Regions from separate parts of the Homo sapiens genome. Here all the other regions are linked to region 1. Evidence: chromatin contacts called from ENCODE Hi-C or POLR2A ChIA-PET data. All regions are on one chromosome and are shown on one strand. The core of a region is the stretch at or near the end of the contact, and the rest is flanking DNA. Distances in the headings are between cores, read along the strand shown.

Region 1 (2,872 bases), core at 246-2,745:
GCACAGTAGAAAATAAATGTTTGTCATGAGGCAGAGGTCTGTGAAAATTTGCCTGTTGCCCATGTGTTATTTAGGCTACTTAGAAAAATGACAAAAAAGACCCGGTTCACTTTCAAAAAAAAGAAGCCAACCCCTCCTGTGCTAGCAGTCACTGTAACCCACTAGAACTAATAATCACTAATTCCCTAGACCCCCGTTAGAGAAAAAGAGAAGGTGTAATCCTGACGGTCAATAGGACAAGGGTAACCCCCCAAGTTGCCATTTTAGTCCGAGGGGAGGTCCCCAGGCCCTTTCCCAAACCAGTGTTTCAAGCCTTTTATAATGAGCTAAATCTGCCAGCACCAGAGCTTCCAAAAAAGACAAGGAACTTGTTTCTCCAGTTAACGGAAAATGTAGCTCATTCCCTCAATGTTGCTTCTTGTTATGTACGCGGAGGAACTACTGTTGGAGACCGATGGCCTCAGGAAGCCCGAGAGTTGGTGCCCACTGATCCAGTTCCTCACACAATTCCAGCTCAGAAGGCCCAAACTAGCAACTTCTAGGTCCTAAAAACCTCAGTTATTAGACAATACTATGTAGCTAAGGAAAGAAAAAACTTCAGCAACCCCGTAAGAAAGCTCAATTGTCTAGGACAGAAGTTGTATACAACAGCACAACAAGGACAGTCACTTGGTGAGGCTTAAACCACACTGAAAAGAACTCATTACGTAAATTTTCTAAATTACAGACTGCCTAGGCTCATCCAGAATTTCATTGAGACTGGACGGCCCCCGCTGGACTATACTAGTCCAGGCACAGAGACTATACTATACTATACTAGTCCAGGCACAGGCTATACTAGTCTGTAGGCACAGAGACCCATCTCCAACAACAAAGAAGAAAAGTGAAAATCTGGGTCCTGGCTCTGGGAATCTAAGGCCAATTAATGTGAACTTTGCAAAACTAGACCAAAAGGAATAACCCCATCTCCCCACCCGTAGTAACAAAGGATCAAAGGGTACTCTCCCTGTAGCCCTCCCACTTCCACCACGTCTCAGATGGAAAGGGAAAGAGCCCAGGAGTGGCCACAAAGCACCGGCCACCCTGGGGCTGCGGGGCTGCAACGCTGCGCTCCAGGGGCCGACTAGAGCGAGGCTGGGAAGCGCTCTTGCCCAGGGCAAGAATCCAGCTCCGGGTGAGGACTTGAAACAGCGCGAGGCGGGAGGACGCGTCAGAAAGGGTTTTGCTAAGGAAAGTTTCGCGACAGGAGGTGTCTGCACGGCCCCACTGCAGAAAGACCGGGGACGGGACCAGCCTCAGGGCAACTTTAAACTCAAAAGGAAGCGACTCACGGACTCTCACCCGGACGTTTCAATTTGCTCTGGGTTGAGAAAAGAGGGGCCGGAACCTGCAGGTCTGTGGGGACCCCACGTCCCCTATATAGCAGCACCAGACAACTAGGAAACGCACACGCCGCCGTGCAACTTTCAGTCCACGCCATCCGCTTCCGGGTCTGTGCCAATCGGCGCAGGACAGAAGCGGGACCTGGGCCAGATCCCCGAGAGGTGGGCGGGGCCTGGGCGAGGCCGGGGCGGGGTGCAAAGGACAAGGGGCCCGGCGCGGAAGAGAAGAGTCTTGGGCTGGGAGGAGTCCGCGGGGGCGGGAAAGGGGCGGGGCCTGAGCTTTTCTCCATCTCGCTCTCCGCGCCTCTGTTTTCAAGGTTTTAGAGGTGAAACCCGCCAGTGAGGCTGGAGCAGCTCAGCAGTCAGGGAAATAGTACCTCCCTGAGAAGTCGCCGTGTGGCGGTAATTGGATCCGGGAAAGTTCCTTGCTATTGAAATTTATTTTAGCAATTTAATTCCAAAGCCTGGAAGTTGTCTACGGCAGGAATGCAAACTAGAATGCGAAATGCAAAGCCTTGCCTGAGCGAAAGGTACAATTTCATGCTGACGGTCCACAGAACAGAATAGAAATCCTCTCCCTTTCAATTCTCCATTCACTGGAGTGGGAGAGTCCACACTGTGCTCAGCTCCTGAGACTTCCCTAGGGCCACCGTCTGGGGTGCGGAGCAGAGGAGTGTGCTTAAACACAGCAGGGATGCGGGCGGGGTGGCAGGAGTCTGGGGTCCCCGCTACTCAGGAAGCAGGGGCGAGAGGATCGCTGAGCCTGGAGTTCCAGGCCAGCCTGGGCGACAAAGTAAGACCCTCTATCCCAGAGCTCCCTCCTCCGTCTCAATAAACAAAAAAGTGATTTAAAAAAAGCACTGACATTGTAACAGTGCATATAAGTTGCCCAGTTGTTTCTTACGTTTATTATTTCATGCTGCACTTAAAATGAGTTATTTTTGTCGTGGAAAAGAATCAAACTGTAAAATATCTTAAGAGATTTATTCTAAGCTAAATATGAATGACCCTCAGGAGGTCCTGAGAACATGTGTCCAAGGTGATGGGGAACAGCTTGTTCTTAGACATTTTAGGGAGGCATTAGACATCAATCAAATACATTTAAGAAATACGCTGCTTTGGTTCAGAAAGGAGGGGCAACTCAAAGCGGGGACTTCTGGGCTACAGGTAAATTGAAACATTTTCTGATTGACAATTGGTTGAGTTTGTCTAAATACCTGGGATCAACGGAGAGGAAATGTTCACGTTAAGGTAAAAGATTGTGGAGACCAATGTTGTTTTCAAGTCTTCTATTGGCTGCCCTTAGAGATAATAGATGATAAGTGTTTTCTATTCAGACCTTTAAACAGTGCGAGATTCTTACTTAATCTCTTCAGGATTGGTAGGGCCTAGAAGAAAAAGATCTAGCTATGTTAACAGAGATTCTTTACAAATGCACATGTACCCCTCACAAAGAACAGCTTTGCAGGACCATTTCAAAATATGGCACA
Region 2 (2,872 bases), core at 254-2,753, 390 kb before region 1:
AGTTTCTGTTGGATTGTAGGAGCCTCACCAGAGAGGGCACCTGTCCGCCATGCTGTAAAACTCACACTTGCCAAAAATACATGGGTTAGGGTTTCTCCCCCTCCCTCAGGATGATGCTAGTTAGCTGACACAGATGGTCACCTCCATTACCAAGTAGAGCCAGGATGAATTATGTGTGACCAAGGGTGTTGTCAAGTCCTCTTCCCTGAGGACTGATCAGTGTTTATCTTGAAAACATGTATTTGGGTTGTATAGAACAGTGAAGTTTCTTTCTCTCTTTTCAACCTCTCAACTGTCCTCTATTTCCCATCACATGCTGGTCTAAGGCCTATTTATTAATAAAATAGTTTTTATTTCTTTCTCTGTTATCGTCGTGAAGATGATTTCTCATTTAGGGGAAGATTTTTTTAGTTTTCAATTGTATTTTCTCAACATTTAAGAGCGAAGTGAAGAGTATTTCTTGGGCCAGGCACAGTGGTTCACGCCTGTAATCCCAGCATTTCAGGAGGCCGAGGCAGGCGGATCACTTGAAGTCAGGAGTTCGAGACCAGCCTGGCCAACATGGTGAAACCCCGTCTCTACCCAAAATACAAAAATTAGCCGGGCATGGTGGCCTGTGCCTGTAATGCCAGCTATTCCGGAGGCTGAGGCAGGAGAATCGCTTCAACCCAGGAGGCAGAGGCTGCAGTGAGCCGAGATGTCACCACTGCACTCCAGCCTGAGCGACAGAGAAATACTCCGTCTTAAAAAAAAAAAGAAAAGAAAAAAAAGAAAGTAATAGATCTCTTCCACAAATGTGCTGGGACAATTAACTGGATATCCACATGGAAAAGAATAATGTTGTATCCCTATCTCACACAATCAAAATTTTATTTTAAAAATTAAAAGAGACGATGAGGGGAGCCCTGCGGGAGGGTGTGTTACTTTGTCGCCCAGGCTGGCCTGGACCCCCAGGCTCAGTGATCCTCCCGCCTCTGGCCCTCAGGCTCCCGCCCACCTGGCCGCATTCCTGCTATGTTTAAGCAGTAGGTGGTGACTTCACTCCTCCCTGGCCTGAACACTCCGTCGCGCATCCCAGGCGGAGGCCCTAGGGAAGTCTCTGAAGCTGAGCACAGGGTGGACTCTCCCTCCTGAGTGAATGGAGAATAGAAAGGGAGAGGATTTCTGTTCTGTTCTGTGGGCCGTCAGCATGAAATTGTACGTTCCGCCCAGGCAGGGCTTTGCATTTTACATTCTTGTTTGCATCCCCGTTCCAGACAATTCCAGGGCTTTCGAATCGTGCTTCAGCCTTCCTGACCGCTCTCGCCTCCAAAGCCCGAAAAATAGAGTCGCTGGGAGCGAGGCTGAGAGACGCACAGGTCCCGCCCCGGCCCCGCCCTCTGCCGGTTCTAAAGGGCAAGGTCTCTCCGCCTGGGGCCCCGCCTCTACCTCGATCAGGCCCCGCCCACCTTCTCGTTGGCTCCACCCAGGCCTGGCTTTAGTCCTGTGCGCACACATCCGCGCAGACCAGGAAGCGGATCCCGTGGAGTGAAGGTCGCACCGCGGCGGTGAGTTTTGCTCTGTGTTGTATTAAGTCTGCACTCCCCATATCCCCGGCACTTCCGTACCTGGGACGTGGGGTCACCACAGACCTGTAAATTCTCGCCCATCTTCCTTCAACCAGAGCAAATGCAGACGTTCCCCTGGGAATCCGGAAGTCGCTTCCTTTTGTGTTTAAAGTCGCCCTGAGGCTGTTCCCGTCTCCAGTCTTTCTGCTACAGGGCGCTGTATACACTTCCTATCGCGTAGTTTCTGTGCTCAAAACCGTTTTTTAACTCCTCCCTCCCCGCGCTTTTCAAAGTCCTCACCCGAGATGTGTATTTCCGCCTGGGCGCCTCCCAGTCTCAACCTTTAGGCGCCTGAAGCGCAAACGTCGCGATCCCAGTCTCAGGGAGGCCGAGTTCTCTGCCTGGTGCTGGGATCTTGTGGACCCCACCGAAGGCGTCGTCGCACCCCACCTCCCGCCTCATGCTGGGCCTTGCTGCACCCCAAGTCTCCCCTTAGCAGTCACCACTTTCCTTGAGCCAGCGTTGGGGAGGTGCCAGGGGCCAGTCCTGTGACACGGTGTGTTCTTGCCTGCCTAGCTCCAACCCCTGAAAAATGAGCCTCTCTGGGATGCAGGCGTCTTACTTCAAACCCTCCTGTGATTGTGTGGGCTAAAGAGATCAGGAGACAGAGAGTAGTAGAAAACCTGAGACAGAGAAAAGAAGAATGAGAAAGACCCATAACAGATGGCAAAGTAGAGGATGGGTGAGGGATTTGCCAAGAGACAGCAAAAGTGAAAAAAAAAAGATAAGAAAGCAGGAGGAGAAAAGCAACTGGAGAAATGTAGAGAAAAGCTAGATGTACAGAGAGATGAAGGACAGACAGCAAGGTAGAGAGGGGCAGCAAAGAGGGAGGCTCATCAGAGTGAGAGAGAGAGAGAGAGAGAGGAGGAATTTGGAGCCAGGGCAGACAGAGCAGAGTGGTGCTGGTGGCAAGGAGAACAGAGGGAGAACCACAGCAGGGAGGACGCCTGGGGATCTGGGGTGCTAGAGAGTGGGGACGGGGGGTAAAACAGAGAAGAGAGAATTTAACAGGGAGAGCGGCAGAGATGCAGAGATGGGATAAGAGGCGGAAATATATGGAGATTGAGGACGATCGAAGAATTGGGGAGAAGGAGCAACAAGAGATTAAATAAGACGTGAGGATGGAGCCCAGGTAATTTTTGTATTTTTAGTAGAGACGGGGTTTCACCATGTTGGCCAGGCTGGTCTCGAACTCCTGACCTCAGGTGATCCACCCGCCTCGACCTCCCAAAGTGTTGGAATTACAGGCGTGAGCCACCGCACCT
Region 3 (2,872 bases), core at 1-2,500, 370 kb after region 1:
CAGTACCCGTATCTCGGTAGGAAATTAAATATTTCAAACATCAAATAATTCCAATGTAAATGTATGGATCTTTAAATAATTCTGAGCCTTGAAAGGAATGTGGTCATGCAAGCTGAGTCCAGTGGTATGCAGGCGCAACTTCTAAGAGTTTTCCTGGCCAGACGCGGTGGCTAACGCCTGTAATCCCAACACTTTGGGAGTCCGAAGCAGGTGGATCACTTGACGTCAGGAGTTCGAATCCAGCCTGGCCAACGTTGTGAAACCCAGTCTCTACTAAAAATACAAAACTATTAGCCAGGCTTGGTGGCGCGCGTCTGTAATCCCAGCTAGTTGGCAGGCTGAGGCAAGAGAACTACTTTAACCCGGGAGGTGAAGGTTGCAGTGAGCCGAGATCTCGCCACTGCACTCCAGCCTGGGTGACAGAGAAATACTCTGTCTCAAAAAAGAAAAGAAAAGAAAAGAAAAATCTAAATATAAAAATGAAAGTAATAGATCTCTTCCACAAATGTGCTGGGACAACTAACTGGATATCCACGTGAAAATGAATAATGTTGGATCCCTAACTCACAAAATCAAAAATTTTATTTAAAGAAATTTTAAAAAAGGAGAGAGAGAGAGACGAGGAAGGGAGCGCTGCCGGAGGAGGTGTTACTTTGTCGCCCAGGCTAACTTGGACCCCCCCCCCGGCTCAGCGATCCTCCTGCCACTGCTTCCTGAGTAGCTGGGACCTCAGGCTTTCGCCCCGCGCCCGCATCTCTGCTGTGTTTAAGCAGTAGGTGGTGACCTCACTCCTCCCTGGCCTGAGCACTCCGTCCCGCATCCCAGGGGGAGGCCCTAGGGAAATCTCTGAAGCTGAGGACAGGGTGGACTCTCCTTTCCCAGTGAATGGAGAATAGAAAGGGAGAGGATTTCTATTCTGTTCTGTGGGCCGTCAGCATGAAATCGTATGTTCCACCCAGGCAGGGCTTTGCATTTCACATTCTAGTTTGCATCCCCGTTTCAGACAATTCCAGGGCTTTTGAATCATGCCTCAGCCTTCCTGTCCGGTCTCGCCTCCAAAGCTCGAAAACAAGAGGCGCTGGGAGCGAGGTTGAGAGACGCACGGGTCCCACCCCGGCCCCGCCTTCTGCCAATTCTAAAGGGGAAGGTCTCTCCGCTTCGCGCCCCGCCCCTACCTCGCTCAGGCCCCGCCTACCTCCCCGCGGGTCCCGCCCAGGCCTGGCTTCTGTCCTGCGCGCGCAGATTCGCGCAAACCCGGAAGCGGATCGCATGGAGTGATGGTCCCACCGCAGCGGTGAGTTTTGCTCTGTGTTGTGTTAAGTCTGCGCTTCCCAAGTCCCCGGCGCTTCTGTACCTGGGACGTGGGGTCCCCATAGACCTGGAAATTCTCACCCGTGTTCCTTCACCTAGAGCAAATTTAGACGTCCTCGTCAGAGTCCAGGGGTCGCTTCCTTTTGGGTTTAAAGTCGCCCTGAGGATGGTCCCTTCCCGAATCTTTCTGCTATAGGGCAATGTATACACTTCCCATCGCGTAGTTTCCCTGCTCAAAACCTTTTTCTGACTCCTCCCGACCCGCACTTTTTAAAGTCCTTACCGCGAGGCGGATTCCCGCCCTTGGCGCCTCCCAGTCTTGTCTTAAGGCGCCGTCGCCCCCCACCTCCCTCCTCGTTCCAGGCCCTTATGCTCCCCAGGTCTCCCCACCGCAGTCACCGCTTACCCTGAGCCCGCGTTGGGGAGGTGCCCGGGGCTGTCCTATGACACCGGGTGTTCTTGCCTGCCCTGCACCAGCCCCTGGAAAATGCGCTCCTCCGGGATGCAGGCGTCTTACTCCAAAGCCCTCCTGTGATTGTGTTGGCCAAAGGGATCAGGAGACTGAGAGAGAGAGCAGTAGAAAACCTGAGACAGAGAAAAGAAGAATGAGAAAGACCATAACAGATGGCAAAGTAGAGGATGAGTGAGGGATTTGCCAAGAGAGAGCAAAAATGAAAAAAACAAAACAAAACAAAAAACAGCAGGAGGAGCAGATCCCAGGGAAAAAGAAAACAAGAGCTAGAGAGAGAAGGGGAGAATGAGAGATATGTACAGAATTAGGGAGGGAAGCACAGTAATGAAGAAAGGGGGGCTGGGCGCAGTGGCTCACGCCTGTAATCCTAGCACTTTAGGAGACTGGGGCAGAGGGATTGCTTGAGTCCAGGAGTTCAAGACCGGCCTGGGCAAAATAGTGAGACCCCCCCCCCCATCTCTGTCAAAAAAAAAAAAAATTTAACTGGGCGTGATGGTGCACACCTGTAATCCCAGCTGCTCTGGAGGCTGAGGCAGGAGGATCACTTGAGCCCAGGAGGTCCAGGCTGCAGTGAGCAGAGATCATGCCACTGCACTCCAGCCTGGTCAACAGAGCAGAGCCTGTCTCAAAAGATTAAAAGGGGTGGGGGACTTTGGGTTCAGATGAGTGGGTGAGTTCATTGGATATGATTAGTTGTGATATGTTGACTTCTGTTTATATAATCTAATAACTTAGAACTTGTTTAAATTATACAGATGATATTGAGAATTTTAAAATTCCTATCTATAAGACACATACATTCTGTAAATCTTGGCATTAGAGGTCAGCTTCCACTTGGAATCCCTATTCAGCCAGAGGGTAGTGACTTAATTCAATTGTGAGAGCCTCTCTTCCCTCTTCCCATGGTGAGGTAGGAAATGGGGCAGTGAAGTGGGAGAAAAAAATCACTTTCTGTTATTATGTAATAATTTTAATTTAATTAATTAATTTATAGTTTGAGACAGGGTCTGGCTCTGTCGCCCAGGCTGGGGTGCAGTGGTGTGATCTCCTCTAACTGCAGCCTCGACCTCCTAGGCTCAAGCGATCCTC
Region 4 (2,872 bases), core at 182-2,681, 320 kb before region 1:
CTGGGATTACAGGCGTAAGCCACTGCGCCCAGCCCATCTTTCTTCATTACTGTGCTTCCCTCCCTAATTGTGTACATATCTCTCATTCTCCCCTTCTCTCTCTAGCTCTTGTTTTCTTTTCTTTTTACCTGGCATTCTGCTCCTCATTTTGTACCCCTCTCCTCTCCTGCTGTTTATCCCCTTCTTCCCTCTATTCCTTCTCTTCCACCTCTTCTGCTCCATCCTCGCAACTTACCTAACTTCTTGCTGTTCCTTCTCCCCAATCGTTCTATCGTCCTCAATCTTGATATATTTCCGCCTCTTCTCCCATCTCTGTGCATCCTCTGCTCTCCCTGTTAAATTCCGTCTTCCCTGTTATACCCCCTGTCCCCAATATGTGGAACCACAGATCCCCAGGTGTCCTCCCTGCTGTGGTTCTCCCTCTGTTCTCCTTGCCACCAGCACCACTCTGCTCTGTCTGCCCTGGCTCCAAATCCCTCCTCCTCTCCCTCACTCTGATGAGATTCCCTCTTTGCTGCCCCTCTCCCTACCTTGCTGTCCTTCATCTCTCTGTACATCTAGGTTTCTCTACGTTTCTCCAGTTACTTTTCTCCTCCTGCTTTCTTTTTTTTTCTTTTCACTTTTGCTGTCTCTTGACAAATCCATCACCCACCCTCTACTTTGCCCTCTGTTATGGGTCTTTCTCATTCTTTTCTCTGTCTCAGCTTTTCTACTGCTCTGTCTCCCAATGCCTTTGGCCGACACAATCACAGGAGGGTTTGGATAAGACGCCTGCATCCCGGAGGAGCTCGTTTTCCGGGGGCTGGAGCTGGGCAGGCAAGAACACCCCGTGTCACAGGACAGGCCCCGGGTACCTCCCCAACGCGGGTTCAGGGGAAGAGGTGACTGTGGAGGAGAGACCTGTGGAGCAGCAGGGCCCGCCACGAGGAGGGAGGTGGGGGGGAGACGGCGCCTTAAGACAAGGTTGGGGTCTGCAGGATTCCAGGACCAGGCAAAGTACGCGGCCTCCCTGGGACTGGGGCCCTGGCGCTGCGCTCCAGTGGCCTACGAAGGCGAGGGTGGGAGGCGCCCAGGGCGGGAATCCAGCTCTCGGGTGAGGACTTTAAAAAGCGAGGGGCGGGAGGAGTCAGAAAACAGTTTTGAGCAGGAAAACTACGCGACAGGAAGTGTATACATCGCCCTACAGCAGAAAGACCGGGGACAGCCCAGCCTCAGGGCGACTTTAAACCCAAAAGGAAGCGATATCCGGACTCTCATGGGGACGTCTCAATTTGTCCTGGGTGAAGGAAGAAGGGAGAGAATTTCCAGGTCTGTGGGGACCCCACGTCTCAGGTACAGCAGCGCCGGGGACCTGGTAAGCGCAGACTTAATAGAAGAGCGAAACTCACCGCCACGGTGTAACTTTCACTCCACATAATCCGCTTCCGGGTTTGCGCGCATGTGCGCGCGCAGTACAGAAGCCAGGTCTGGGCGGGGCCCGCGAGGTGGGCGGGGCCTGGATGAGGTAGGGGCGGGGTGGGAAGCCGAGAGACTTTCCCCTTTAGAACCAGCAGTGGGCGGGGCCAGGGCGGGACCTGTGAGTCTCTCAGCATCGTTCCCAGCGCAGAGGCATTTTTCGGGTTTTGGAGGCGAGACCGGCCAGGAAGGCTGAGGCATGATTCAAAAGCCCTGGAATTATCTGGAACGGGGATGCAAACTAGAATGTGAAATGCAAAGCCCTGCCTGGGCGGAAGGTACAATTTCATGCTGATAGCCCACAGAACCGAATAGAAATCCTCTCCCTTTCTATTCTCCATTCACTTGGGAGAGAGTCCACGCTGTGCTCAGCTTTAGAGACTCAGGCCACTGCCTGAGATGCAGGATGGAGTGCTCAGGCCAAGGATGGGTGAGGTCACCACCTGCGGCTTAAACACAGCTGGGATATGGGCGCGGGAGTGGGAGCCTGAGGTCCCAGCTATTCAGGAAGCAGCGGCGGGAGGATCGCCGAGCCTGGGAGTTCAGGCCAGCCTGGGCGACAAAGTAACACCCCCTCCCGCAGGGCTCCCTTCCTCGTCTCTCTCTCTCTTTTCTTTTTTATAATAAAATTTTTGATGATGTTACATAGGGATCCAACATTATTCTTTTCCACGTGGATATCCAGTTAGTTGTCCCAGCGTATTTGTGTAAGAGATCTATCAGTTTCTTTTTTTGTTTCTTGAGATGGAGTTTTGCTCTAGTTGACCAGGCTGGAGTGCAATGGCGCGATCTCTGTCTCCCAGGTTCAATCGATTCTCATGCCTCTATCTCCCAAGTAGCTGGGATCACAGGGATGTGCCACCATGCCCTGCTAATTTTGTATTTTTAGTAGAGATGGGATTTCTCCATGTTGGTCAGGTTGGTCTCAAATTTCCGACCTCAAGTAATCCGCCCGCCTCGGCCTCCCAAAGTGCTGGGATTACAGGTGTGAGCCACCGCGCCCGGCTTATTTTCTTTTATATATTTAGTTTTTTCTATTTTTTTTTTTTTTTTTTTTTGAGGCAGAGTTTTCTTTTTTGGCCAGGCTGGAATGCGGTGGCGAGATCTGGGCTCACTGCAGCCTCTGCCTCCTGGGTTGAACCGATTTTCCTGTCTCAGCCTCCGGAGTAGTTGACATTACAGACGCGCACAACCATGCCCGGCTAATTTTTGTATTTTCGATACAAACGAGGTTTCACTATATTGGCTAGGCTGGTCTCGAACTTCTGACTTCAAGTGATCTGACTGCCTCAGCCTCTGAAAGTGCTGGGATTATAGTCATAAGCCACACTTCCTGGCCCAAAAAATATTCATTTCTTTACTCTTTAAATTTTGAGAAAATATAATGGAAAACAAAAAAAATCTTCCCCCCAATGAG
Region 5 (2,872 bases), core at 193-2,692, 290 kb after region 1:
CCTGTAATCCCAGTGCTTTGAGAGGCGGAGACAGATCACCTGAGGTCAGGAGTTCGAGACCAGCCTGGCTAACAAGGTGAAAATCCCGTCTCTGCTAAAAATACAAATTCACCGGGCATGGTGGCGCATGCCTTTAATCCCAGCCACTCGGGAGGCTAAGGCAGGAGAATCGCTTGAACCCTGGAGGCGGAGGTTGCAGTGAGCCGAGATCAAGCCACTGCACTCCAGCCTGGGTGACAGAGTGAGACTCCGTCTCAAAAAAATAAATAAATAAATAAAAGAAAGCAAAAGAAAGCATTTAAACCTCATAAGCTGAACAATACATTTAAGAGAAAATACTTTGAAAATTTTTTTTAAATCCAATAAATTATGGAATTACATTTAAGACAAGTTGAATACACGTCAAATTTAGAAAATGACACAAGCCACACACAAAAAAGGAGGGAATAATATTGTTAATGTCTGTTTGCAAAAGCAGCATACGGTGTCACAGTTTCTTCCCATTTCTTGACTCTCCTCAAGATCAGAGAAAGGGAAGAGGGTGAGCTGGAATTAACTGAGCTAAGTCAGTTAACCCTCTGGCTGAATAAGGGTTGCTTCTGATGTAATAATTAGAAAACGCAGAAGCCTCACACCGTAGTTTTGCAATTTTCATGCTCTTCTGCACAAACAATGAAGCAAATTTTAAATTAATTATAGAGCCATACATCAGTACTTCACAACTTAATGTTCCATATTAAATCAATCCACACTCACATGGATTTGGGTGCCCCCCCCTTTCTCCACCATTATGTGATTTTTTTCCCCCTCTCTATAAATGTTTCTCTTCCACCTTCTGTTTCTTTCCTTTTCTTTTTCCCATTTCGGCGTTTTCCTGTCCCTTTCTGCTCATTTGGCTTCCCTTCCTCTCCTTCTCTGACAGAGTGTTTGGCCCCATCCTGGTAGCATCCTTTTTTTCAGTCCCTGCTATTGTTTCTGATGGCTCTCTAATTTCGCGCATTTCTCCCTCTTTATCCTCCATTTCTGCTTCCCCTCTGTTCTCCCTGGAGAAGGGCGAAGGGTGTGTATCCACCCCGAGTGAGGGCTTTACCAGGGGGAGGGAAGAGGGAGTCAGAGAAGAGTTTTAAGCAGAGAAACGACGCGGTGGGCGGTCGGTGTCCACACTGACCTAAAGCAAAAAGGTCGGGGCCAGTACCCACTTCAGAACGATTTTAATCCGAAATGGACGCAGATCTCTAGACCCTCTCGGAGCGACGGGACTGGGAACGTCTTAGGGCCACGCCGCGAGAGGAATGAGCAGGTTCGGGGTTTTAACCTACAGGGCGACCCCAAAACCCGACAGCGGAGCGTGGGAACCTGTGGCCCGCGAGGCGCAGGCTTGAACCCGAAAGACGGAGACTCACCCGAGAGCGCCAGTAGCCCCGCGAGATCCGCTTCCGGGTCGGCAGGAACCTGCGCGTACGCGAGTGCACTGGGGCGGCGCAAGGGGCAAGGGCAGGGGCAGGGCGCGGACAACTGTGGGGATGGGCGGGCAAATGGCGGGGATGGGCGGGGACAATGGCGGGATGGGCGGGGACAATGGCGGGATGGGCGGGGCCTAGGGGTCGGACTGCCGGACCTCTCCTCGGCGCGTCCCAGCGACTTTTTTAGGCCTGTTTGTCGCCCAGCAGTACTCGATTCTTCACTTTTGGATTCCCTTGAATCTCTATGGTGTCCTTTGGAGCCTAGCTAAGTAAAAAATTAGAGACCTGTGGGCCCCTTATATTGGAATCGGAGCTTAAGATGGGAAAGGTTTGCTTGAAAACGTTTCTGCGAGCGATGGAGGCGCGTCCTGCGACGAGGCGGGAGGAGCGCTGGGACCTGGTGGATGGGAGAGGGCGACGGTATAAGGAAGCTCTTGGATCCAGGAACTTCTGAAATCCGGACGATTAAAATTTGTATTTAATTAAGCGAAAGCTGGAGTTGTCTGCGTAGGTGATGGAAACTGGAATGAGATGCATTTTTGTGCCTGTGCGGAGTGTACAATTTTATATTGACTTTCACTGGAACGTAATTTTTATTTCCGCTCCCCAGTCACCCAGGAGGCAGAGATGCACCATGGGCTGAGTTCCAGAGAATTTATGGGGTCAGACCCTGGGCGGTGGGGGGTGGAAGGCTGAGGCTTGGCTTTAAAAGAACGCAAAGTTCTGCTTGTATCGATCTAAATTTATTTTCCTTTATTATCCTAATGCACATTTCTTGAGATAAATTACAAATCCAAGTGCTGGATTTATTGGAGTTGGTATGTTGTGTTTTGTCTAAGTTATTAATTACTAATATACTATCGTTATTATTATTTTTATTATTATTTTGAGATGGAGTCTCTGTTTCCCAGGCTGGATTGTAATGGCGCGATCTCGGCTCACGGCAACCTACGCCTCCTGGGTCAAGCGATTTTCCTGCCTCAGCCTCCCGAGTACCTGGGACTACAGGCGTGTGCCACCATGCCTGGCTAATTTTTGCATTTTTAGTAGAGACGGGGTTTCACCACGTTAGCCAGGTTGGTCTGGGACCCCTGAGCTCATGTGATCCGCCCACCTGGGCCTCATGAAGTGCTGGGGTTATAGGCGTGAGCCACCGCTCCTGGCCTTTAGTCTGTAAAGTCTTTATTCTCAGTTATTTGGAAGAGTATTTTTAACATAATATGTGCTTGGCAATTCTCCTGGCCAACTGAATTGATTTCTCTTGGGCCCAGAGAGGAAACTTATTGACTGGAGGCTCCCCAAGAGAAGATGAGCCCATATGGGGGTATCTGAGTAAACCAAGGTCTATCCACTGTCTCTTTGGGTCTCTGTTTTCGTAACTGGGAATTACATCTGATAACAGGTGAAGG

The links. A loop is a pair of places that touch in the nucleus more often than their neighbours do. ChIA-PET counts read pairs that join two places held with the same protein, here RNA polymerase II (POLR2A). Pooled maps may share reads with other maps.
Region 2: a pooled map shows a loop between it and region 1 (12-fold over the local background). The contact joins the promoter of ZNF701 here to the promoter of ZNF816 in region 1. A Hi-C loop is called at or near these places in 4 of 37 single-sample maps with no recorded cell type and 13 of 50 pooled maps. POLR2A ChIA-PET finds 5 or more read pairs at or near these places in 1 of 52 experiments (WTC11).
Region 3: a loop to region 1 is called in a map of naive thymus-derived CD4-positive, alpha-beta T cell, with 3 times the contacts of the local background. The contact joins the promoter of ZNF845 here to the promoter of ZNF816 in region 1. A Hi-C loop is called at or near these places in 4 of 168 maps with a recorded cell type or tissue (HAP-1, KBM-7, heart left ventricle and 1 more), 8 of 37 single-sample maps with no recorded cell type and 14 of 50 pooled maps. POLR2A ChIA-PET finds 5 or more read pairs at or near these places in 2 of 52 experiments (HEK293T and activated B cell).
Region 4: a loop to region 1 is called in a map of B cell, with 30 times the contacts of the local background. The contact joins the promoter of ZNF83 here to the promoter of ZNF816 in region 1. A Hi-C loop is called at or near these places in 4 of 168 maps with a recorded cell type or tissue (B cell, CD14-positive monocyte, CD4-positive, alpha-beta memory T cell and 1 more), 8 of 37 single-sample maps with no recorded cell type and 16 of 50 pooled maps. POLR2A ChIA-PET finds 5 or more read pairs at or near these places in 1 of 52 experiments (Caco-2).
Region 5: a pooled map shows a loop between it and region 1 (6-fold over the local background). The contact joins the promoter of ZNF677 here to the promoter of ZNF816 in region 1. A Hi-C loop is called at or near these places in 6 of 50 pooled maps.

The regions. Positions count from the first base shown.
Region 1 is chr19:52,961,386-52,964,257 of GRCh38, forward strand. ZNF816 (zinc finger protein 816) reads right to left here and starts at 1,496. Exons shown (of 4, transcript NM_001202457.3): 1 at 1,342-1,496. It overlaps ZNF816-ZNF321P (ZNF816-ZNF321P readthrough), which reads right to left and starts at 1,496. Exons shown (of 4, transcript NM_001202473.2): 1 at 1,332-1,496. RefSeq lists an enhancer at 1,214-1,463 and a silencer at 1,524-1,723.
Region 2 is chr19:52,568,784-52,571,655 of GRCh38, forward strand. ZNF701 (zinc finger protein 701) reads left to right here and starts at 1,504. Exons shown (of 4, transcript NM_018260.3): 1 at 1,504-1,547. RefSeq lists enhancers at 104-713, 1,523-1,772, 1,933-2,541.
Region 3 is chr19:53,332,499-53,335,370 of GRCh38, forward strand. It overlaps ZNF845 (zinc finger protein 845), which reads left to right and starts at 1,251. Exons shown (of 4, transcript NM_138374.3): 1 at 1,251-1,294. RefSeq lists enhancers at 367-1,231, 1,330-1,379, 1,650-1,739 and a silencer at 1,040-1,259.
Region 4 is chr19:52,636,924-52,639,795 of GRCh38, forward strand. ZNF83 (zinc finger protein 83) reads right to left here and starts at 1,432. Exons shown (of 3, transcript NM_018300.4): 1 at 1,389-1,432. It also overlaps the pseudogene LOC124904757. RefSeq lists enhancers at 360-878, 879-1,396, 1,150-1,269 and a silencer at 1,480-1,679.
Region 5 is chr19:53,253,431-53,256,302 of GRCh38, forward strand. It overlaps ZNF677 (zinc finger protein 677), which reads right to left and starts at 1,443. Exons shown (of 5, transcript NM_182609.4): 1 at 1,404-1,443.